Linked DNA regions of Homo sapiens: region 1 is linked to region 2. The links are chromatin loops, found by intact Hi-C in ENCODE. Cell type or tissue: heart left ventricle. All regions are shown on one strand. Each heading gives the region's core, and the rest is flanking DNA. Links, peaks and the distances in the headings are about the cores only. Region 1 has its middle 670 kb from the start of TSG1. Region 2 has its middle 590 kb from the start of TSG1.

Region 1 (11,326 bases), core at 2,063-10,062, 77 kb before region 2:
GCCCAGGCTGGAGTGCAGTGGCATGATCTCGGCTCACTGCAAGCTCCGCCTCCCGGGCTCAAGCCATTCTCCTGCCTTAGCCTCCCGAGTAGCTGGGACTACAGGTGCCCACCACCACGCCTGGCTAGTTTCTTTCTTTCTTTTTTTTTTTTTTTTTGTATTTTTAGTAGAGACTGGGTTTCACTGTGTTAGCCAGGATGGTCTCGATCTCTTGACTTTGTGATCCAGCCACTTTGGCCTCCCAAAGTGCTGGGATTACAGGCCTTCCAGTTTTATTTTTATAATTCTTTGGGTTAGTAAGATTCAGCAGCTTTGATTCCATGTATTTACATGTGCGTAAATTGATAATGGAATAACCATAGAGTTTTCCCATGGAAATTCTCTAGAAACAATACAATTTTATGTGGGAAAGTTTGGACTCTTTCAGTTTGGAGAGGGGGCACCTTACAGTTTCCTGAGAACTTAGTTCAGATTTAAGAAAAGCTAATGATTATTTTTTAAAGGTCACCATCCTCAGGAGATGATAAAGGAGGTGTCTATGCTATAGAAAGTGCTGGGAACTGCTGGATTGACTTTAAAACTCTCCAGTACCTCAGATCAACTTCATGCCTCTGGGCTCTCCTGATCATAATAATCATTGGTGGAAAATAAATAAATGTTGTTTTGTATCCTTCACCCAAGACATAAGTCCATTCTTAGGTACCATCTTTGTTTAGAGTAAGATTTCATGGGGTGGATCTTGAATAACCAAATTTTCTTTCATTTTAAAACAAGCTTATACTGCTTAAATTAGGCAGCAAAACTTCCAGCTTTGACACAATTGGAGGAGGGAAAGTACAGAAGTTTTATATATCAATTTGGCTATACTATAGTATCCAGGTATTATTAAAATGCAAACCTAGGTTTTGCTATGAAAGTATTTTGTAGGTGTGATTGATCAGTTGACTTTTATTTAGGTAAAAAGAGATCACTCTCTGTAATGTGAGTGGGCCTCATCCAATCAATTGAAGGCATGAAGAACAAAAACTGAGGTTTCCTGGGGAAGGAGCAATTCTGCCTCAAGACTCAGCATCATCTCTTGCCTGAGTTTCCAGCTTACCAGACTATCCTACAAATTTCAAAATTGCAAAACTCCCATTCACATGAAACAATTCCTTAAAATATCTATTGATTCTGTTTTTTGGAGACTACTAGCTATCAGTACAGAAATAACCATAACACTAGTAATTATGGAGTGCAGGGGACATGCCAGGGATTGTCACATATGTAATCTCATTGCTGTCTGACAGCAGTCCAGTGAAGTATGCATTCATTGTATAACAAACAAATGTCTACATATCATGAACTATGATAAGGTCTGGAAACAGGACATCAAAAAAAAAACCTCCTTTTTCTCAAGGAGTTCACAGAGTGTGGGGAATTTCAAAGATATGTACAATACAGACTAGTAAGAAGATACATGGTAATGAGTTCTTTAATAGAAATAAATGTACATTACTGTTGGAAGACAAAGAAAAAGAGCCATCAGACTTTTGTGGTTTAGGGTGGACTCACCAGAGGAGGCTGAAACATGATAGTTGAGTTGAAGCTTACCAGGGTAAATGAGGAAGAAGCTTCTAGGCTGAGGAAAAACATAGAAAATGTCTGGAATATGCTGAACATGAAGATATGGGAGAAGTGTGGCATGACAGTAGTATTGTAGAGGTGAGACTGAAGAACCAAAGGTCAAGAAGCTTCTTTTAATCCAGACTTATGATCTTCAGCTTCATTCAACTCATTTTTATCTATGAGGAAATAGATACTGAGATATTAGTGAGCTAACTTGCAACATTTTCACAATTAGTAATAGCAGATCAGATTTCTGACTCAATATCTTAGACTGAGCGTAATAAAGTGTGAACAAGCATATGAAAACTGAATAAGTATATCGACAGCAACACTTCTCACAGAATGGAAAAAAACTGATGGTCAGAGACAGTAATTTACCAAACAGGAAAAGTATATGGGGTCGTATGAAGGATAAACAAGAACAGAGGATGTTCCAAGGGAGACCACATGAAGCAGAAACCTGAGGGAAAAGTGCAAGGAACAGGAATTGGTTTAAGCAATTTGGATTTTTTTTAACTCCTCTGATTTCTTTATCTCTCTGGGTTTACTTTATTTAGGGGGTTAATTTTTTATTAATCTTATTTACTGCATTAATATATTGGTCTTTGTCTCTGTTCATTGTGTTTTTCTATTTATGCATTTGTTTTCTTTTTAGAAAATTATGTTTAAAGATTTCAGGACTTCTTCTTTATTAATTATCTTATTTATTGGATGCCCTTTTTACTTTTACAAAACAATCTTTTATGGGCACAATACACTTTTGAACCTCTTTGAAGCTATCAGCAAGTACTTTTAAAATGAGTTATTGTTCTCTTTTTCACTTTGCTCCTTTTTCATGGTGTCGTTTTTCTTCACCTCTTTCCAGGTCTGTGGCTAGTCTCCTCCCAGACATTGTGAATGGATGTTTATCATAATTAGTGTACACAGCTGGACTTCCTCTGCTAATGTCAAGTATAGGTCTCTTATTGTATTTCTCTGCTTTAGCATGTTTGATTGCAGGCTCTAAGAATAAAGGGAGCATTTTTAACTGGCTGACTTCACTTTGAGGTTCGCAAATTGTGAACAAGCAGGAAAGATGGGTTCCCTCAAAAGCCCAAATCTTGCTTGTATTGTTCTCTGTGGGGTCAGGCATGTAAATGTAATTCTCTTCTGGATATTCCTTTTCTCTTAAGGGTTCTCCTTTCTTTCACGAAAGTCTGGGTTTCCCTCAGTCTCTGCCATGGTTCTCTCCTTCTGAGGTTAACACCCTAACTGTCTTCTCAGGCAGAGCTTTTCTAAAAACCTCTCTTTAGAGGACAGGTGTTTGGGGGATGCTCAATGGACAAACTCTCCACTACCAGTGCCTCAGAAATAGTTGTGGGGTGTCAGGCCAACTTAGATATTTTTGTGATAGTTATCTAATTTACCCTGAGTACTAGCCCAAAGCCCATTTGTAATTTTAGAATTACTTACCTTAAATTTAGAGTTCTTCAGAACTCTGTGGGAAGAACTGTTAGCTTAGAGTAAGTTTCCATTTATATTATATATATATATATATATATACACACATAAATATATTAATATATAAATGAAAATAAAATATGTAATATACATATATATTTAATATATTATACATTACATATAATTAAAAACTATATGTTAATATATACATATATTTATATAAAATAAACATAAATGCTATATATACTTTTATATATTATATAATAAAATAAATATATATTTTATTTTCATTTATATATATATAAAATTTTTTCTTTCCCGATTTAGAAAGATATAAACTAACATGGATGCTGATGAAACTATTTAGAAGAAAAAAATGGCAATTTGGTTCACAAATCCTGCTGAGGTGCATAAATCTCAGAAGGCTGCTATGATGAGAGATAAGTACAGATTCCAGACAGCAATGAAATTAGGCTCACAAGGTGAATGTCAGTATCAGTCTATTCAGGCTGCTATAACAAAACATCTTAAAATGGGTGGCTTGTAGACAACAAATATTTATCCTAGTTCTGGAGGCTGAGAAATTCAAGATTAAGGTGCTGGCAGATTCAGTGTCTGGTGAGGGTTCATTTTCTGGTTCATTGATAGTGCCCTCTGTGTGTTCGAATGGTGAAAAGCAGGATGCAGTTCTCTGGCACCTATTTTATAAGGGCACTATTCCCACCCCAGTAAAGCTCCTCACTTAGGACTTAATTACTTCCCAAATTCTCTTTCTTCTAACTCTCTCACATGGGTGATTAGATTTCAATATATGAATTTTGGGGGAACATAGTCATTCAAATTATAGCAGTCAGTTCACTTAAGAAGGAACAGCCCTGGTCTTTATGCTTTAATAGCAACAGAGAGGGAAAGGGAAAAATGTACCAAGGGAATAACTTAAGGAAAAACAAAACAAAAAAACAAAACCCCCAGTAACACGACAGATAAAACATTCCATACATAAAATAATAACATAGCACTTTGAACAAATGGACAATAAAAGAACAAGAAAATGCTTTTAAATACAATATGATTGTTACATTTAATAAAGTTTAAAGATAAATTTAAGGAGTTCTAAAAGTAGAACAAAAAATGAATATGGACAGAGAGAAAGATTAAAATATTAGAGTATCAATTCAGGAAGTTCAATGTTCTATTAGTAGGAGCTCCAAAAAAAAAAAAAAAGAAAGAAAAAAGAAAGAAAAGTAAAATACAGAACGCCTAGGAGAAGAGGAGAGAAAACCATCAAGAAATGAATACAAGAAAAACTCACAAAAATAAAAGGCATAGGTATTAATTGAATAGCACAGTTAATAAAAAAGACTCCCTATCAGGCAGGTTGTTATGCGATTTTTAACACCAGGGATAAAATGAAGACACTAAAAGTTTCCAGGAAAAAAGAGTATATAAAGGATTAACAATCAGAATGGCACTGAATTGGACTTCTTAATAGCAACCCGGGAGACTAAAATAATGGAACAATGACTTCAATATTTTAAGGGAAAAATAATTTTCCACCTAGAATTCTGTGTAAGCCAACTAATCAATTAAGTTTAAAGGAATCATTAAGATACTTAAGAAATATAGGGACTTGTAAAAGTTTTCTCTCATGTAACCTATTATGGGAGTTGTTGAAGTGCACTAAATGACATGAGCATATGCCAAGAAAGAAGAGAGCCTCATAACCATCAAACAGTGGGTCTAGTATAAAAATAGAAACATGACAGATCAGTACTATAATTGGGGAGCAAGCCAAATCGGAGCAAAAGGACTGAGGATCCCAGGATTGAGATCTCTGTGGAGCAAAGCAGGAAACTCAATAATATATCTTATATAGGCACATTATTCTTTTTTAAAAAAAGGTATTAAGGATATGGGGATTTCAAAATATGTGATAAAAATGAGGAAATTGAAAACAATATTTGAAAAATAAAATAAATGTGATCGTGGTACACTAATTAACTCTGCAGTGAACTAATTAATGATTTAACTAAAAATAATGATAGAGACTCTATTGAGAACTGAGAAGAGGAAACAGTATAAGTGCACTAAAATTTCCTATGTCATAACAGAAAGCCGTGTGAATGTGTTATAGGAATTAATTTTGCACTCATATATATATATATATATATATATACACACAGTAATTTTATATGTATACTCACACTAAATGCAGAAGCCATACTCAAATACATGTACTTAACCTTGACTTCACATGGCATTCTGACTTATTTTAGTTGTGCGACCTTGCTGGCTAAATATCTAACTTTTATTTTCTTCACTGTAAAATGAAAATACATATAGAATTGACTTCAGAGAGTTAAAATAAATTTAGCATAATGAATGTAACATACTTGCATACTGCCTGAAATACGCATTCTCAATAAACACTAGCTTTTAATTAGTAGCAATTGTATGAAGTTTTCCTTTATTCATGTATTATGTCAATCCAAGTGCACTTGTTTCTATCCTAAAGATATATTCAAGCATTCTGGTCTACTACTAGATTCCTTTGTTTTTGCTGCCTAGTATATTATGCTTTTATTCTTGTTACTGTTATTCTGTCATTTCAATGGCCTTGACATTAGGAAAGTTGCATATGCTTAATCAGCCCATTGGAATCCAATGCCCTTCTCTAAACAAGTGAATACACACACACACACACACTTATACAGTTAATACTACAATCATAAAATCAGTTGAAGATGGGATTTCTCAACAGTGAAATATGAATACTAACAGCTGTTACTGTATTTAACCTTTCGCTATATTCTAGAAATGTTATTCAAAGTACCTCAGTCTCTACAGCCCTTCAAACTAGTTGTTATTTTATTTTCATTTGCTCATAGGAAAGCTGAAGTGAAGTGAATTGAAATCATTTTCCAGGATTATACAACTTGTCACTATTTAAGCTCAGATTTGGACATAAATTTATCTAATTTTTTAATACATTACTTTTGATGTTACACTATCTTAGGATTTAATAACATTTAAGCATGTAAGAATAAAGTTACAGGCCTTTTGTGAGTTAATGATTTTATATTAGACTAAAGCAATTCTAAACATATAAAAATATAATATGTAGCAGGGAGAAAATAAGCCTTTTCACAATTACTCTATCAAGAGTAAATATGCTATTATGATGACATACTATTTTTGAATGTACATAATAAGATTATGTATCTCTCAGTTTATTAATGAAAATATTCTGGTACTCAATAATACTAAGTGATTCAAAAATTTTCCCTTGATTTTTTAAAACTGTCACAATTTTCTGATTAGAAAAGGACAAAAACAGAATACCTGATATAAGCTTTTTGAAAACAATGCTTCTCTTTAAATTTTGCTTTTAAGAGAAAAAAATAACATTGGTAGAGGAGAAAATTAAATATTAAGAAAGGAGTGTCAGTAGCAATGCTGCTGCCAAATGCATTTACACATCACTAAACTTTCATGCAATAAGATGTTTTTGTTTTTTCTTTTTCAATTCATTAGTGCAATGCTGTGGAAACAAGCTATCAGTACAAACAAGAAAAATATTTTTGTTAAAGTGATTCAGATTCTTAGATTATGTTGTTATCCAATTTTGTATAAAGTGAAAAGGTAGGTGAAACATTGCTAACAAAAGTTCATGAAGATAAATTTACTCTTTCCTGTTTGATCAAATTCTTCCCTTAAACAGTTGGAGAAGAGAAACGTTTATAATAAAAACAATGTAAGCTGATATCTGCAAAACTTTCAATTCAAGCTACTGAAATTATGACTTTATCATAAACACACTATAGAAGAATGAGTCATGAAATAGTTATTTATTCAAAGATACAAATTGCCCTAAAAAGTAATAACAAACTAAAGTTTCAGCTGCAAATATGGAAACGTTCTAGTGGAAATCATGATGAACAATCCTAATAAGCCAACTATATGCCAATACATTCGATCTCTCCAGCACACCACTCAAATTCTGAATTTCTTTCCTTTCTCCTAATTAACTCCTGAAACCATACCCCTCTTGCAAGTTACAGTTAAAAATTTCATTGCCTTTTCTGTATATAGTCTAATAAATGCTCCACCCTCCTTCAACCTTTTTTGGTACCTATTTATTACTTGGGGCATTTTCTATTTTCCATCTTAGTTGTTTGTGTATGTTTTACATCTACAGTTAGGGTTCATACTCTTAGAAAACAAGTTCTGCATGCCCATCACTGTGGTGTTTCCTAACAACACCCCAAACCCCCGAAGAAACATATGCATTATTAACCAGAAGACTGTGAAAGTAATAACCACTTAATCATTTTTCTTCAAAGAAAATAATCGAATTTTGTTTGGAAAAAGGAAATTTATGTTTAGCAACAGATATAACAAATGTGTTCAGGGACCAAAGGGGAAAAGTGGGTTTTTGAGGGTTTTTTTTGTTTTAAATTAAAAATTAGGTCAGGCATGGTGGTTCATGTCTGTAATCCCACACTTTGGGAGGCTGAGGCAGGATTACTGCTTGAGTCTGGGAGGTCAAGAGCTCAGTGAGCCGTGATTGTGCCACTGCACTACACTCATCTGTGTGTGTGTGTGTGTGTGTGTGTGTGTGTGTGTGTGTGTGCTGTGAGTTCTGAAAAGTGAAAAAGTATAGACACAACAATTGAGTATCTCAGTGGAATTTCTGTCTTCTACATATAGAATAGAGAGAGCCAGAATTAGAAATTTTTGGACATAACAGTAATGCCCCCCCTGTGAGAAAAAACAGATATCATGAGGAATAAAGGAAGTGAACCTAGTGGAGCCCCACTAATATCCCTTCACTTTGCGGCATGAGGATAGGAAGCACTGATGGGTCATAGCAAATCAAGAGGAACGTAATCACTGGCAATTCTAGCAAGACAGCTAGGTACAAGAGGCTACACTTCTTGGAGAATCTAAATTGGCAATAGATCTTGGTTTATAATCTTCAGAGACCACCAGAAAAAAAAAAAGACACAAACGGAAGGCACTGCTAAAGCTGGTTTCTAAGGATAACTACCGTGCCCCATAAAGAATGGAAGCAGTCAAGTACCAAGGCGGAATGCCAAGCCAAACATGGTAGAGGGAAAATCTAGGAGAGAAGACCACACTTTTTGTTTGGATGACATTGAGTTTTAGCCACTTCAGTTTTCTCCTCAAGCTGCTGGATATATGAACCAAATAAATAAACCACAGAAAATCAAATATTTTGCTTCTTCATTTGTCTGGGTCTGAAAGACATAAATATAATTCATCTCAAATATGAATGCGAGGAAATCACAATGAAGAAAGTAACAAGAAAAAGAAACTCATGAGTATATACAAATGCTATATTTTAAAAGAAAGAAACCACTCCGAAGGTCAATTTTAAGCAGTGTTATCATAAGAAGCAATGTTTAGAAAATGTCTCATTCAAGTTCTCAAACACAATTCAATGCAAGTCTAATGACTTTCTGATCAGGAAATAGAAAAGACAGTATGACTGCTTAAACGAAAACCACAAAGGAGATGAGACTACCAGATTATACTTTAAATAAAATGCAACTAGTGAAATAAATAACAACTTTAAACAAATTATCTCAGAAGTCAGAGGGGAAAAATGGAATACTGATTAAGATGAGCCAACCCAGAAGGAGGAAACAAAGCTGACAGAGAGTATATAATAGCAGATTAACAGTATTTTCAAAAATCTTCCTGTATTAAATACTTGAATTTGCACATAGGAAGGGTTCACAGAGGAATATTAATTAAAAGATACACAAACTTAGACATACCTTTGTGAAAGTGTAGCACTTTTAAAAATCCAAAATAAGAATCCCTATACATTTCCAAATTAAAAATTATGCACTTAGAAAAGGGGGGAATATCTGGCCAACTTTAAACTCCCTGGCAATAAGAATGCCAAAGACAATGGGGATTAGGAAACAATATTTCTAGATATAGCAAATGTGTTTTATTTTTGATATAGTTTGTATGACTCTCCAAATCTCATTGAAATGCAATCCCCACTGTTGGAGGTGGGGCCCAGTGGGAGATGATTGGATCATGGGGGCAGATCCCTCTCACCTTGGTGCTGTCCTTGTGATAGTGAGTTCTTGTGAGATCTGGTTGTTTAAAAGTACATGGCACCTCACTGTTCTCTCTCTGTCTTACTCGTGGTTTTGCCATGTGACATGCCTGCTCCTGCTTCGCATTCTGCCAAGGGTAGACCCTCTCTGAGGCCTCCCTAGAAGCCAACCAGATGACAGTGCCATGCTTGTCCAGCCTGCAAAACTGTGAACCTATTACAACTCTTTTCTTTATAAACTATTCAGCCTCAGGTATGTCTTTATAGCAACACAATAATAGCCAAACACAATTTTCTTACGTAGAGAGGCAAAAAATTCATAAATAAATGTAAAAATTATTCTCAGATAAGCATTGTCTAATAAAATATTGTATCCACATGTCTTTCTTAGAAAATACAAATATTCAATAACACTTTCCAATGTAAACTTAGAAATTAATTAAAGCCTAAAATCCTAGAGTGGGACTATATGTACTAAAAGAAACAGTAGTAGCCAATGTATCAAATGAAAAACAGATAAAAATCTGTGTAATCACTTTCATATTATAATAAACTTCATGCAAATATCTCAAAAAATTATTGTAGATTTTTTGTGTATAAAATGATATTACCATTAATGATAGTATCAAGCTATAATCTGTTTATATAAGCAAAAACTCAACAGAGGAAAAAGAAAAGCACAATGCTGTTGTACATGTAGCAAATACAGAACATAAATAGGCCTAAAATTTAACACTTAAACTAAGACATGGCATGTGAAATCAAATTCTTGAAATATGCTTAAGTTGTGAAAACTGCTCAAAATAAATTAAGTAAAAAAATCAACTTCTAAAGTGGTACAAACCATAATTACCAAACACACGTATACACACAAATACACACACAAGAGACAACTCAAAAATGTTAGCAGACTTTTTTTTAGGGTGGTAGGATCACTAGTGTTTACTATTTTCTTTTTTATGCTTCTGCATATTTCACAATTTTAAAAATATTTTATAATGAGAAAAGTATTTTCAATGAAAAAACCACTTTCAAAGAAATACAGATAAAAATCAAACTACTTTAATACATATGATAATTTCATTTAATTATTTTTAGTCCCTTTAATGTATAGAAATTATATCATTACTCTCAGTCTAATGGATACAAGTGTTCTATAAATGGCTCCATAAGCAGTTGTCTTAGCTGGGCCCAAGCAGTTATTGGCCTGGTGGAGCCAGGAACCAGACACTCCTGTGTATTTGCCCTACTGAATTTCCTAATGGGCTTTGTGTGTTTGCTTGCTTGCTTGCTTGTGTGCTTGGTTTGGCTAATGATCAGGAAATGCAGCATAATAGACAAAGAAGTCCAAAGACAGAGAATGGAAAACATTATGCTAGCTTCTCAGAGACAGAGGGGTAAAGTAGGATCCTATGGTTGTTTTGAGGCTTGTTAGAGTCAGTATAAATAGTGCTACCTGCAGAACTGAAGGACAAAATATACCATGGAATTGAAGAGAGGGACCGCATCTTTGATAATTCTTCCAGGGGTTCTGGAGCAGCTTTGGCACCTGAAGGCTTTGGAACCAAGGGCAGAGGACCCCCGTGCTCAGTGCAAAAATGAGACAAACAAAATCAGTCTACAGAGGAATAGTTCCATAAATGAGAACTGACATATAGATGGAGAAATTGTGCTAAGCAGTTTCTTGTGCACAAATTCGCGGAGAAAAGGGAAACTTGGAAAAACTTCGTAATAACTAACCATTAGACTGGGTCATGAGACGTCCTCTGAAACTCCCAACAGTTCTCCAATACCTTTCCATACACTTAAATTAATTGCCAACATCTAGCAGTGACCCATACATTTCTGCCTAATATGTCATCTGCCTTCCTTACCAACCTCATCTGTTACCTGCTCAACTGCACTTTTTCTAATACATCTTTGCCTGATGCATTGAAAGTTGTCTACTCTTGCTGCACCCATGTCTTTCTTTGTTAATATAATTCATTGTCATTATTCAATTTTCATTTCACCTTAGGTGAGATGAAATTTTCCTATGCATGCCCATAAAAGTATCCACTACCATCTTACACTCACCTCCCAAATCACTTTGTCAAGTTGTCGTACTTCTTAATTCACATCATTTTTTGTATCAGCTAATTCATCATTAATGTATTTGTGTACTTTCCTAAGATCTAAATG
Region 2 (11,326 bases), core at 1,029-9,028:
ATCTTTTCCAGTATGTCATATAGTTGGAATTGAACAGTATGTAGCCTTTTCAGATTGGCCTCTTTCATTTAATAATATACATTTAAGTTTCTTTCATGTCTTTTCATGGCTTAATAGCTCATTTCTTTTTAGCATTGAATAATATTCCATTGTGCAGATGTACTGTGGTTTATTTATCCATTCACCAACTGAAGGATATCTTGGTTGCTTTCAAGTTTGGGCAATGAAAAAACTGCTCCATGTGGTTTTAATTTGCTTTAGTCTAATGACTAATTATTTTGAATACTAATTAGGTATTTGCCTTATGTATGTTATTTTTGAAGTGTTCTTTTTAAATCTTTTTCTGCCTTTGTTAACATCTTTATTAAGTCATAATATATTAACATAAACTATAAGCTAACATAAAATTAATCTATTTAATCATACTAACATAAAATTAATCTATTTTAACTGTACCGTTTAATAAAAAGGAGTTGTACAATGATCAAGAGAGATTTCTAGTACATTTCCATTGCTCCCAGAACTTCCCTCAAAATAAATTGTAGCCAATTGCTGCTCCCATCCTCAGTCCCAGGAAGTGCTCCAGTCCCACTGGTCTGCTTCATGTCTTTATAGTTCTGCCTTGTCTAGAAATTTCACATACTGGCAGGGCACAGTGGCTCATGCCTGTAATTCCATCACTTTGGGAGGCCAAAATGGGTGGATCACCTGAGATCAGGAGTTAGAGACCAGCCTTTAACATGGTGAAACCCATCTCTACTAAAAGTACAAAAATTAGCTGGGTGTGGTGGCGGGCACCTGTAATCCCAGCTACTTGGGAGGCTGAGGCAAGAGAATTGCTTGGACCCGGGAGGTGGAGGTTGCAATGAGCCAAGATCACGCCATTGCACTCCAGCCTGGGTGACAAGAGTGAAACTTTGTCTCAAAAAAAAAAAAAAAAGAAAAAAGAAAAAAAGAAAAAAGGAAAAAAGAAATTTCACATACATTGACTACCAAATTATGTAAGTTTTTATATCTGGCTTCTTTCACTTAGCATAATATTTTGAACCTAATGATTTTTTAGTATGTATTGTCTCTTTTATTGCAGAAAGTAATTCCACTATAAACCATATTTATTTGTCCATTCACCAGTTAATGTCCTTTTGAATTGGTTCCAATTTCAGCTATTTTGAATAAAACAGCTATGAAAATTCACAAATCTGTCTTTTTGTGAATATATAATTCCAGTTCTCTTGGGTATATAGGTAGGAGTGGATTCCCGATTTATATAGTAAGTCTTTACTTAATCTTAACAAGAACAACAAAATTGCCAAACAGCTTTCCAAAGTGACTGCACTAATTTATGTTCTCACCATCAATGTATAAGGGTGTCAAATTGTCTACCTCATTGACAACACCTAGCATTAAGTGTCTCTATGACTATAGTCATTCTAAAGGAGAGTGTAGTGGCATCTCATTGTAACATTTCCTTATGATTAATGATGTCAAACATTTTTTCATGTTCTTTTTTTGCCATTTGTATATGTTATTTTATAAAGTGTCTATTCATTGTTTGCCCATTATAAAAATCTACTTGGTCATGTTTTATCATTGATTATATTTGATTCTGGGTTTAGTTTGATTATATGTCATTGAGAAATTTTGTATATTTGTTCATTTAATCTCTTGATTTATTTGACTAGCTTTGTTCTCAGTGTAATGTTGGATTCATAGATTGAGTATAGAAGTGTCCCCTCCTTCTTGACTATTTTGAAAAAGTTTATGTAGGCTTGCTACTACTTATTTAAATATTCGATAGAAATTACTAACGAAGCATCTGGGGCTGCATTTTTTGTGGGAAGATTTTATTTACCATCTTCTTTTTTTTAAAAAAATGTGGGTACATAGTAGGTATATATACTTAAGGGATAAATTAGGTTTTTTCGTTTGTGTTTTTTTTTATTTCAACTTTTATTTTAGATACAGGGAGTACATGAACAGGTTTGTTACATGGGTATATTGCACCCGAATAATGAGCATAGCACCCAATAGGTAGTTTTTTTAATCACATCCCTTTTCCTCCCTCTAGTAGTCTGCAGGGTCTATTCTCAGGTTTATTTCCATGTGTGCACAATGTTTAGCTCCCACTTATAAGTGAGAACATGAGATATTTGGTTGTCTATTCCTGTGTTAATTCATTTATGATTATGGCCTCTGGCTCCATCCATGTTGCTGCAAAGACATGATTTCATTCTTTTTTATGGCGGCATTTTATTCCATGGTGTATATATGCCACAATTTCTGTATCCAATCCACCATCAATGCACACCTAGGTTGGTTTCATGTCTTTGCTATTGTAAACAGCACCGTGATGAACATTCAAGGGCATGTTTCATTTTGGTATTATGATCTATATTCCTTTGGGTATATACCCAGTAATGGGCTTACGGGGTTGAATGTGAATGGTAGCTCTGTTTTAACTTAAAGCAGAGTCTCATTATTATTTCTTTTAATTCTTTGAGTTCTGGGATACATGTGCAGAATGTGCAGGTTTGTTACATAGGTATACATGTGCCATGATGGATTGCTGCACCCATCAACCCGTCATCTACATTAGGTATTTCTCCTAATGCTGTTCCTCCCCTAGCTTCCAACCCACCCTACAGGCCCTGGTGTGTGATGTTCCCTTCCCTGTGTCTATGTATTCTCATTGTTCAACTCCCACTTATGAGTGAGAACATGCAGTGTTTGGTTTTCTGTTCCTGTGTTAGTTTGCTGAGAATGATGGTTTTCAGTTTAATCCATGTCCCTGCAAAGGACATGAACTTATCCTTTTTTGTGGCTGCATAGTATTCCTTGATACATATGTGCCATATTTTCTTTATCCAGTCTATCATTGATGGACATTTGGGTTGATTCCAAGTCTTTGCTATTGTGAACAGTGCTGCAGTAAACATACGTGTGCATATGTCTTTATAGTAGAGTGATTTATAATATTTTGGGTATATACCCACTAATGGGATTGCTGGGTCAAATAGTATTTCTGGTTCAAGATCCTTGAGGAATTGCCACACTGTCTTCCACAATGGTTGAACTAATTTACACTCCCACCAACAGTGTAAAAGCGTTCCTATTTCTCCACATCCTCTCCAGCATCTGTTGTGTTCTGACTTTTTAATGATCACCATTAAGGAAGCACTAAACATGGAAGGGAAAAACCGGTACCAGTCTCATTATTATATGTTGTGTTTTGGCCTTTTAAGAATAGAATTCTGTCTGGTGTGAGATGATATCACATTGTGGTTTTAATTTGCATTTCTACATGAGATATTTTAATACAGGCCTACAAAGTGTAATAATCATATCAAGGTAAATGGGGTATCCAGCACCTCAAGCACTTATCCTTTATTTGTGTTACAATCTAAGTAAACTATTTTAGTTGTTTTAAAGTGTATAATAAATTATTGTTTACTATAGTCATTCTGTTGTGCTATCAAATACTAGATCTTATTCATTTTAAATAAATTTTTACAAGCAATAACCATCCCCACTCTCCACCAACTATCCTTCTCAGCCCCTGGTAACTATCATTTTACTCTCTATCACCATGACTTCAATTGTTTTAATTTTTTTTAGCTCCCCCAAAAGGCCTAAGTTCTCTACAGTAAGTAGGTGGCAATTTCATTCAAACTTGTGTCATTCCTTTCAGGAAAGTGAGTTCTCCCTGGCCCCGGGTGGGTCCAGGGATGCTTTCCAAGAGCCAGAGCCCGGAGTTGGAAATCTTAGGCATCTACCTTGTGCTCTATTCTTTTGCAACTGAGCAGGCACCCAAGTCACAAGGCAAAGTCCTTCCCACTTTTCCCTTCCCTTTCTTCAAACAAAGGAGTCTCTTCCCATGGCCATCACTGCCTCAGGCCCATGGACAGTACTGCCAAGCTATCATTGCTGATTATTTACAGCCCAAGGGCTCTTGAATCAGCAGGTGATAAATTCTGCCAGGATTGGCTCCTTCTCTTAAATGTAGCGGGCTCCTTTCTGGGTCAGGATATATTTAGAAATGCTGTTTGGGAGTTACATCCTGGAATGGAAGCCTGAGGACTCTGCCTGGTGCCCCATTCTATCGTGGCTGAGCTGCTATTTAGGTTATAAGACAAAGTCTTCTTTACGCTCCCCTCTCTTCTCCTCACGCACAGGGAAGGATCCCTTGCAGAATCAGGAGCTGTGCTGCCTGAGACTGGTACAGGGGTGATGAAAGCACTCCCTTGGCCACTTCAGCTGGTATCTCAGTAGGTCACGTGCACACCAAATCCACTGGCTCTGAGCCTGGCACAGCACCAGGACTTGCATAGGAATTGGAGCCCTTGTGGCCTAGACAGCCTTTCAAGTTTATTTAGAACTCCAGAGCCCTTTAGCTTGTGGTGGCAGGGCTTGAAGGAACTCAGATTTTGACAGCTGTTGGCACCAGCTGAATTCTACCCCATGTTGTCTTCTGCTGTGTCAGGACAGCACTGAATTCCAATGCAAAATCCCACAATAACTGCACTTTCCCTTCCCCAAGCACACAAATTTTCTCTTTGCGCCTCGTAGCTGCTGCTGGGGGTTGGCGGGCAGGGGTGATATCGGCAGTTAAATACTGCTTTCCTATGGTCTTCAGTGACACTTTCATTAATATGATGTTAATAGCAAGGGCTGTGATTACTAACCTGACTTTTGATTCTTAGAAAGGTGCTTTTTTGTGTGGATAGTTGTTCAATTTGGTGCTCTTGTGGGGCAGATGATTGTTAGAGACTTCTATTAGGCTATCATGCTCTGACTCTTCCTCAGTTTTTCTACTTGTTATTGTCTATCAATATTTTCCATTTTTTGAGTCAATTATAGTGATTTCTGTAATTTTCTAATTTGTTGGCATGAAGTTGTTTATAATATTAATTCTTGCTGATAATCATTTTTTATTTTTCTGTAGTAACATCCTATACATTTTCATTGCTTTTTATTTTATATCTTTTTTCATGTACAATCTGCCTAAATATTAATGAATTGTGTTGATTTCTTCAAAAAGTAAATTATTGGCTTTATTGATATTCTCTATTCATCTGTTTATTTTTTAATTCCTTAAAATGTATTTAGATTTATTGTATGTCTTGACACATGTTCTATCCCGAATAACAGTCTACCTGCTTTCAAAGAGAAAGTATATTCTGCTGTTATTGAGTGAAGTATTTTGAAATTGTCTTTTCAAAATGGTAATAGTATTGTTGAAGATTTCCATACGCTTACTGATTTTCTTTCTAATTGTTCTTGAAATTATCAAGAGGACTATATTGATATCTTCAGTAATTGTTAAACTGCCATTTCTTTGTTCACCTCTATCAGTTTTTGCTTTATATGGGTTGGGATGTGTTAGATTTAAATATTTTACACTTATATATTCCTGATGTATAGAATTTTCAGTCATTTTGAAATGTCCTTCTTTTTTCTCTTACTATATCTTACCTAAAATATGTATTTTATGATATTAATACAGCCATTCTGGGTTTTCTTTAAGGTTACTGTTTGCATGGTATATCTTTCTATAGTTTTTTTACTTTCTCCATTTTCTGCCATTGAATTTAAAATATGTCTCCTCTTAATAGCAAGCAGTTGTATTTCTTTTTATCCATCAATCTCTACCTTTTGATGGATTACAGTTTTAAGTCTATCCACATTTAATGTAATTATTTATCTGTTTGGACTTACATCAACAATTTTGCTGTTTGTTTTCCATATTTCTTTCATGTTTATTCCTTTTTCTTCTTTACTTTCTTATTCTATGTTAAAAATTTTATTTTAATATGTTAATTCCTCTATTAGTTTTAATAAATTTATTGGACCAAAGCTAATGTTTACTATTTGAAATACCATGTTTTTATATAATTTGTCCTTTCTTGAAAGTTGTTTCAGGAAACTTTCCTATTTATCTTGGCTGGAAATAGACATCTCTTCACTAGACTTTATTGTATATGTATCATGAAAGTTATGAAAATTTCATGTTGAAAAGAACTTTCCACAAAAGTTTTTTAAAAAATCTTTGTAGACTATAGAATCCTCAGGAACATATAGATTTCCTTTATACAGTACTAGTTGTATGTATGATATCCAAATACACTGTAAACCTTATAACACAATTGTATGTTTTCTAACATGTACCACACATATTTAACACATATATAATATTTGTGCTTTCTAATGCCCATACTTCCTCCCTTCATTCTTTCTTTTTCTTCCTTCCTTCTTTTCTTTTCTTTTCTCTTTCTTTTTCTTTCTTTCTCTTTCTTTCTTTTTTCTCTTTCTTTTCTTTCCTCCCTCCCTTCCTTCTTCTTTTCTTCCCCTTCCTTCCTTCCTTCTTCTTCCTTCCTTCTTTTCTTCCTTCCTTTTCATTTTTTCCTCTAATGGACTAAATTTATTTCCTCTAACGATCCAAATCCCATGTCTGGGATTACAGACGTGAGTGAATGGGCCCAGCCCAAACCTTCACCTTCTAAGGGCACTGAGATGAACAGACCGATTGGCTTGAGAGTGGGCAAAGGGGTGTAGGCTAGGTTATAGGGAAGGGTTACCTAATTCCTAGCTATGTGCCTAAGTTCCACGGCAAGATTATTAATAGCAGAACCAGACCAGAAACTGCTAAAGAACATGGCCTGCTTGACATGTTCATGAGTCACCTGACCCACAGCATATATGCTTATTATGACTGAACCCTCCACACCTGATTCTCTAGAGTATATCACCTGTCAGCAAAATGAACAGTGGAATATTTTGGGCCATTTTGAAATGTGAAATTTTGCCTCTTTAATAATATTAATTCAAAACTATATCATGTTTTCTAGTCCCCACCTCTAACCCTAGGAAAAAAGATAAAATACTATGCAAAGAAAGTTTAAATTTACTTTTCTTTAAGGTTCAACTCTACAATGACTTTCAGTCAGAAATATATTAAACTGGAAAATGTTTTCGTTCCTGTTGTAAAAAGATGATCCTAGGAGAGGGTTTTTTTTTTAAGTTACTTTGTTTATTCTATTTCTAAATCTTAGTCTTCCATATTTCTAGAGACCATCTGACACAAGTCCTTTTACTCTGAAGTCTAGCATCTCAAGCCTGATCTGGAAGTGTGCTCCCTAGGGCATAACTTCATCCTTCTAATACAGTTTAATCATTTCTATCTTGTTCTCAGAAGAAGGGAAGGTGGTTGCAACCAGGCATAACATAGCCACTGTGTGCATATAGGGCCTCTTCACGTTAGTGCTTCGCATTCCATCAGCTTTCTCTAATTCCGTACTCAAGTCCGGCCTTAAAATTATGTTAGACAACAGTGAAATATATATGCCTATTTCACTGGTATATTTCACTTCCATAAGAATAATTTTCTTTCACATTTCTTTCACAGCCACTCTGCTGGTGACAAATTCTCTTCACTTGCCATTTTTTTTTCATTATTCAATTAGAGTTTTAGACTATTTGCATAAAATGCAATTATTTATATAGGGTTCTGAGTCTCATAATAATGTTTTGATTAAAGATGAATCTCTTATATAATGATGGTTCCATAAGTTTCTAATGTAGCTGAAAAATTCCTATCTAATGATGTCATAACCATTGTAATGTCATAGTGCAACACTTATGCATTTTTGGCCACGCTGTTGTAAACAAACCGATTGTATTGTCAATCATATAAAAACATAGCACATACAATTTTGTGTATACATAATACTTGACAGTGATCATAATGACTGTTTTACTGATTTATGTATTATGATACCATACTTTATGTTGTTATTTTAGAGTGTACTCCTTCTACTTATAAAAATAAATTGTAAACTGGAAAACAGCCTTAGGCAGGTTCTTCAAGAAGTACTCCAAAAGAAGGTATTGTTATCATAGGAGGTGATAGCTCCAAGTGTGTTATTACCTGTGAACACCTTCCAGTGTGACAAGATGTAGAGGTGGAAGACAGGGATACTGATGATCCTGACTCTTTGTTGGCCTAAGCTAATGTGTGTCTTGGTGATTTCATTTTAACAAGAAATAGTTTAAAATGTAAAAAGCAAAAAAAAAAATTAAATTAAAATGGAAGAAACATAGAATAAGAATATCAAGAAAGAAATTTTTTTTTGTACAGCTGGACAATGTGTTTGTGTTTTAAGTGTAAGTATAAGTGTTATTACAAGTGAGAGTTGAAAGTTGAAAAAAATAAAGTTTTTAAAGTAAGAAATTACTATAGGCTAAGGTTAACTTATTATTGAAGCAAGAATTTTTTAAAATAAATTTAGTGTAGCCCAAGTGTAGAGTGTTATAAAGTCTACAGTAGTGCAGAGTAATGTCTTAGCCTTTCACATTCACTCACCACTCACTCACTGACGTTCCCAGAGTAACTTCTAGTTCTACAAGTCCATTCCTTACAAGTACCCTATACAGGTGTACCATTTTGTTATCTTTTATTCTGTATATTTACTGTGCCTTTTTAATGTTTAGATATGTTTGGGTGCACAAATACTTACCATTGTGTTACAATTGCCTACAGTATTCAGTACCCTAACAGGCAGTGCTGGTTTGTTGCCTAGAAGTAATAGGCTATCCCATATAGTGTAAGTGAGTAGTAGGCTACTCCAATTAGGTTTGTGTAAGTAAACTCTATGATGTTTGCACAGCAACAAAATTGCCTAACAATGAATTTCTCAGAACGTATCCCCATCATTAAGCAACATATGACTATAATCGTATTTAGGTCTTTCACTTTATGATTTGTTTTCTGTCTGTTCCTTATATTTTGTCTTTCTCTTTTCTTTTTCTTGCTATCTTCTGGAAGATATGAGTCTTTTTAGTCTCCTATTTCTAAGTATATTTAATATTTTTTACTATTCCATTTTCATTTCTTACAGTTTTTTTTTTAACTATATGTCTTTTTTTTATTCTTTGTTTCCCTCTACATACATTCTGGAAAGATTTTTTCCAGCATTTTAAAAATGTCAATTCACTTCCTTCATGCCTCCATGGTTTCTGATGAAAAATCCACAATTATTTGAACCATTGTTTCTCTATAGATTTAATGCATCCTTTCTTTGTAATTTATTTTAGGATTTTTTTTCTTGTATTTGTTTTTTAGTAGTCTGATTATTATCTGTCACTTGGGCAGAAATTTTTTGAATTTATTCTGTTTAATTCTCTGATCTTCTTGAATAAGCTTCTGTCTTTTATAAAAACGGATACGTTTTTACTTACTGTTCCTTCACATACATGTATTTCTTTAGCATCATGCATCTTCCCTCACTCCTGGGATCCTAATTACAGAAGTGTTGGACCTTGCTTATATTGTCCCACAGTTCCTAGGGTTCTGTTATTTTTTTTTTTAATTTTTCCCTATCTGTTCAGTTTATATCAATACTTTTGTTTATTTTCAGCTTCATTGACTCTTTATTTTGACCACCATTCTGCTGTTTAACTCCAATGAATTTTTCATTATTCTAAATGTATTTTTGGTTCTAATGTTACTATTTTTAAAACCTTTATATTATCTAATTCTTTTTTGAGTTTTTTCTCTTTCCGTTTGTTTCAAGAGGATTTACCCTTACTTCTCAGAGTATGGCTATGATAGCAGCATTCACAACCTTTATGACAGTTCCAACATTGTTGCCATCTTCAACTATCTTTTTTTCCTTATGTGTTGGAATTATCCTTGTTTTTGTGTGCCACAAATTTTGGATTGTATGTCAGACATTTTGGATATTATGTTATGAGATTCTGGGTCTTTATTTAAATCTAAAAATGAATGTTCTTTTGTCAATTTTTTTTTGAAGGACAAAATCTGTCAGACTGGATTCAGACAACAAGCTCTCATGTCCCTTCATAGTGTGTGGTTTTGATGTCAGTTCCGTTTTTGTAATGCTATACTATTAAAAAAAAAGTACTATTCAGATCTACTTAGTGTGCCAACTAAGGGTACAGCTCATTCCTCTGTGTGCCAACTAAGATGTGCCAACATCTACCATGTAGCTCGCTTCTCAAGACCTATCATCTACTGTTTAGGGTCGGATCTATGCATGTTGGGCTCTGAGGTGAACCCAGGAGTTTGTACACGACTTTATGAAATTGCTCTCTTGAGCTCTCACCAATCTGCAAGCTTCCTGACATTTTCTGGTTCCCTAAAGGCTTCTCTTCCCAATTTCCGGACCAAAAGGCTGGGCCTTTAGATTCTCCACTCTATAGCATTCTGGTGTTTTTGTTTTGTTTTGCTTTGTTTTGTTTTTTTCCTTCCCCGTACCTCTGCTGGATACAGAGAGGGATTTTTCTTTGGAATCTCGGTGCCTATCAGCAGATGCTGACTTCAACTCTCAACTACAGTAAGATTTCATGGGGCGAGTTCAGGAGAGAATGGAAGGAAAAAAGGGTGAAAAATCTCTACAAAATTTTCTCCACATGGTTTGACTCTTAGAGCCTCCATTTCTGCTCCTTAGAATAGAAAGAGAGGGATTCTATTGAGACTTTTTTCTGTTCTCATTTAGTGTACACTCTGAGATTTGGGGCTGCCTTTGAGTCTAGGTTGAGAGATACCAGAAGAAAACATTTAATACCAATTTGACAGTATTTCATATTCTGGCATAGATCTCAATCTACCTACAACCAAATTTACCTCTCAGGGTCCTCAGATAGCTGCTTTGTGCAATATATTTAATGAGAGGACAGGATGGAGTGAGCTTCCTCTATATGGAATTGGATGAAGCTTCTTTCAGCACCAGAACTGCAACGCTTAGCCCCTATCGAAGAAAGCCCTCCCCAGTATCATCTCTGGAGTAAGGATATTTAGAATGTTTCAAGAACTAGCTGAATTAAGTGCTTACCCTTCCCCCCATCATTGTATCAATTATTAGAGTAAATAGGATTCTGACAGTTTTAAAACAAAAAATGAGAGCTAGTGGTGGTAGCAGGAATAAACCATACACTTTCTGGTTAATAGAGAAATCAGAATACAATTTCTAAAACTGAGGAGAAAGGAGAACTTAGCTTAAGAATGACCTATAAATAATACAAACATCTCTACCTTGCAGGGGTTTGGTTGCTCCCACTGCATACACAAATAAGAATGATTGCTTAGAAGGTAAAGTTGTAGAGAGAAACTTGTTGGAAAAAAATATGGTCAGAATGATAATAAATTCAAAAGTTAGGGAGCTGAGCGGCTGCACTTTCCCTTGATGATAGGCTTTTTCCATGATACTTGTATTTTGGCAATTGTATTTTTTCAGTGCACATGAAATTCTAAATATGCTCATGATTAAATTATATGATTCACCATAGCATTTCCAAACATTTTCCCCTA

The links. A loop is a pair of places that touch in the nucleus more often than their neighbours do. Peaks named below come from ENCODE experiments on the same cell type or tissue, not always from the same donor. Only the 100,000 strongest peaks of a DNase experiment are listed, where the experiment ranks them.
Region 1: a loop joins it to region 2, with 3 times the contacts of the local background. A loop is called at or near these places in 1 of 110 quality-filtered maps.

What each region holds. Positions count from the first base shown.
Region 1 is chr6:94,371,503-94,382,828 of GRCh38, reverse strand. No RefSeq gene overlaps it. Among named protein-coding and RNA genes, the nearest start is that of TSG1, 670 kb to the right of the region's middle. In heart left ventricle, for the core only: no CTCF peak of the experiment used is centred there; no DNase peak of the experiment used is centred there.
Region 2 is chr6:94,293,606-94,304,931 of GRCh38, reverse strand. No RefSeq gene overlaps it. Among named protein-coding and RNA genes, the nearest start is that of TSG1, 590 kb to the right of the region's middle. In heart left ventricle, for the core only: no CTCF peak of the experiment used is centred there; a DNase peak (open chromatin) is centred at 4,301; H3K27ac peaks cover 231 bases.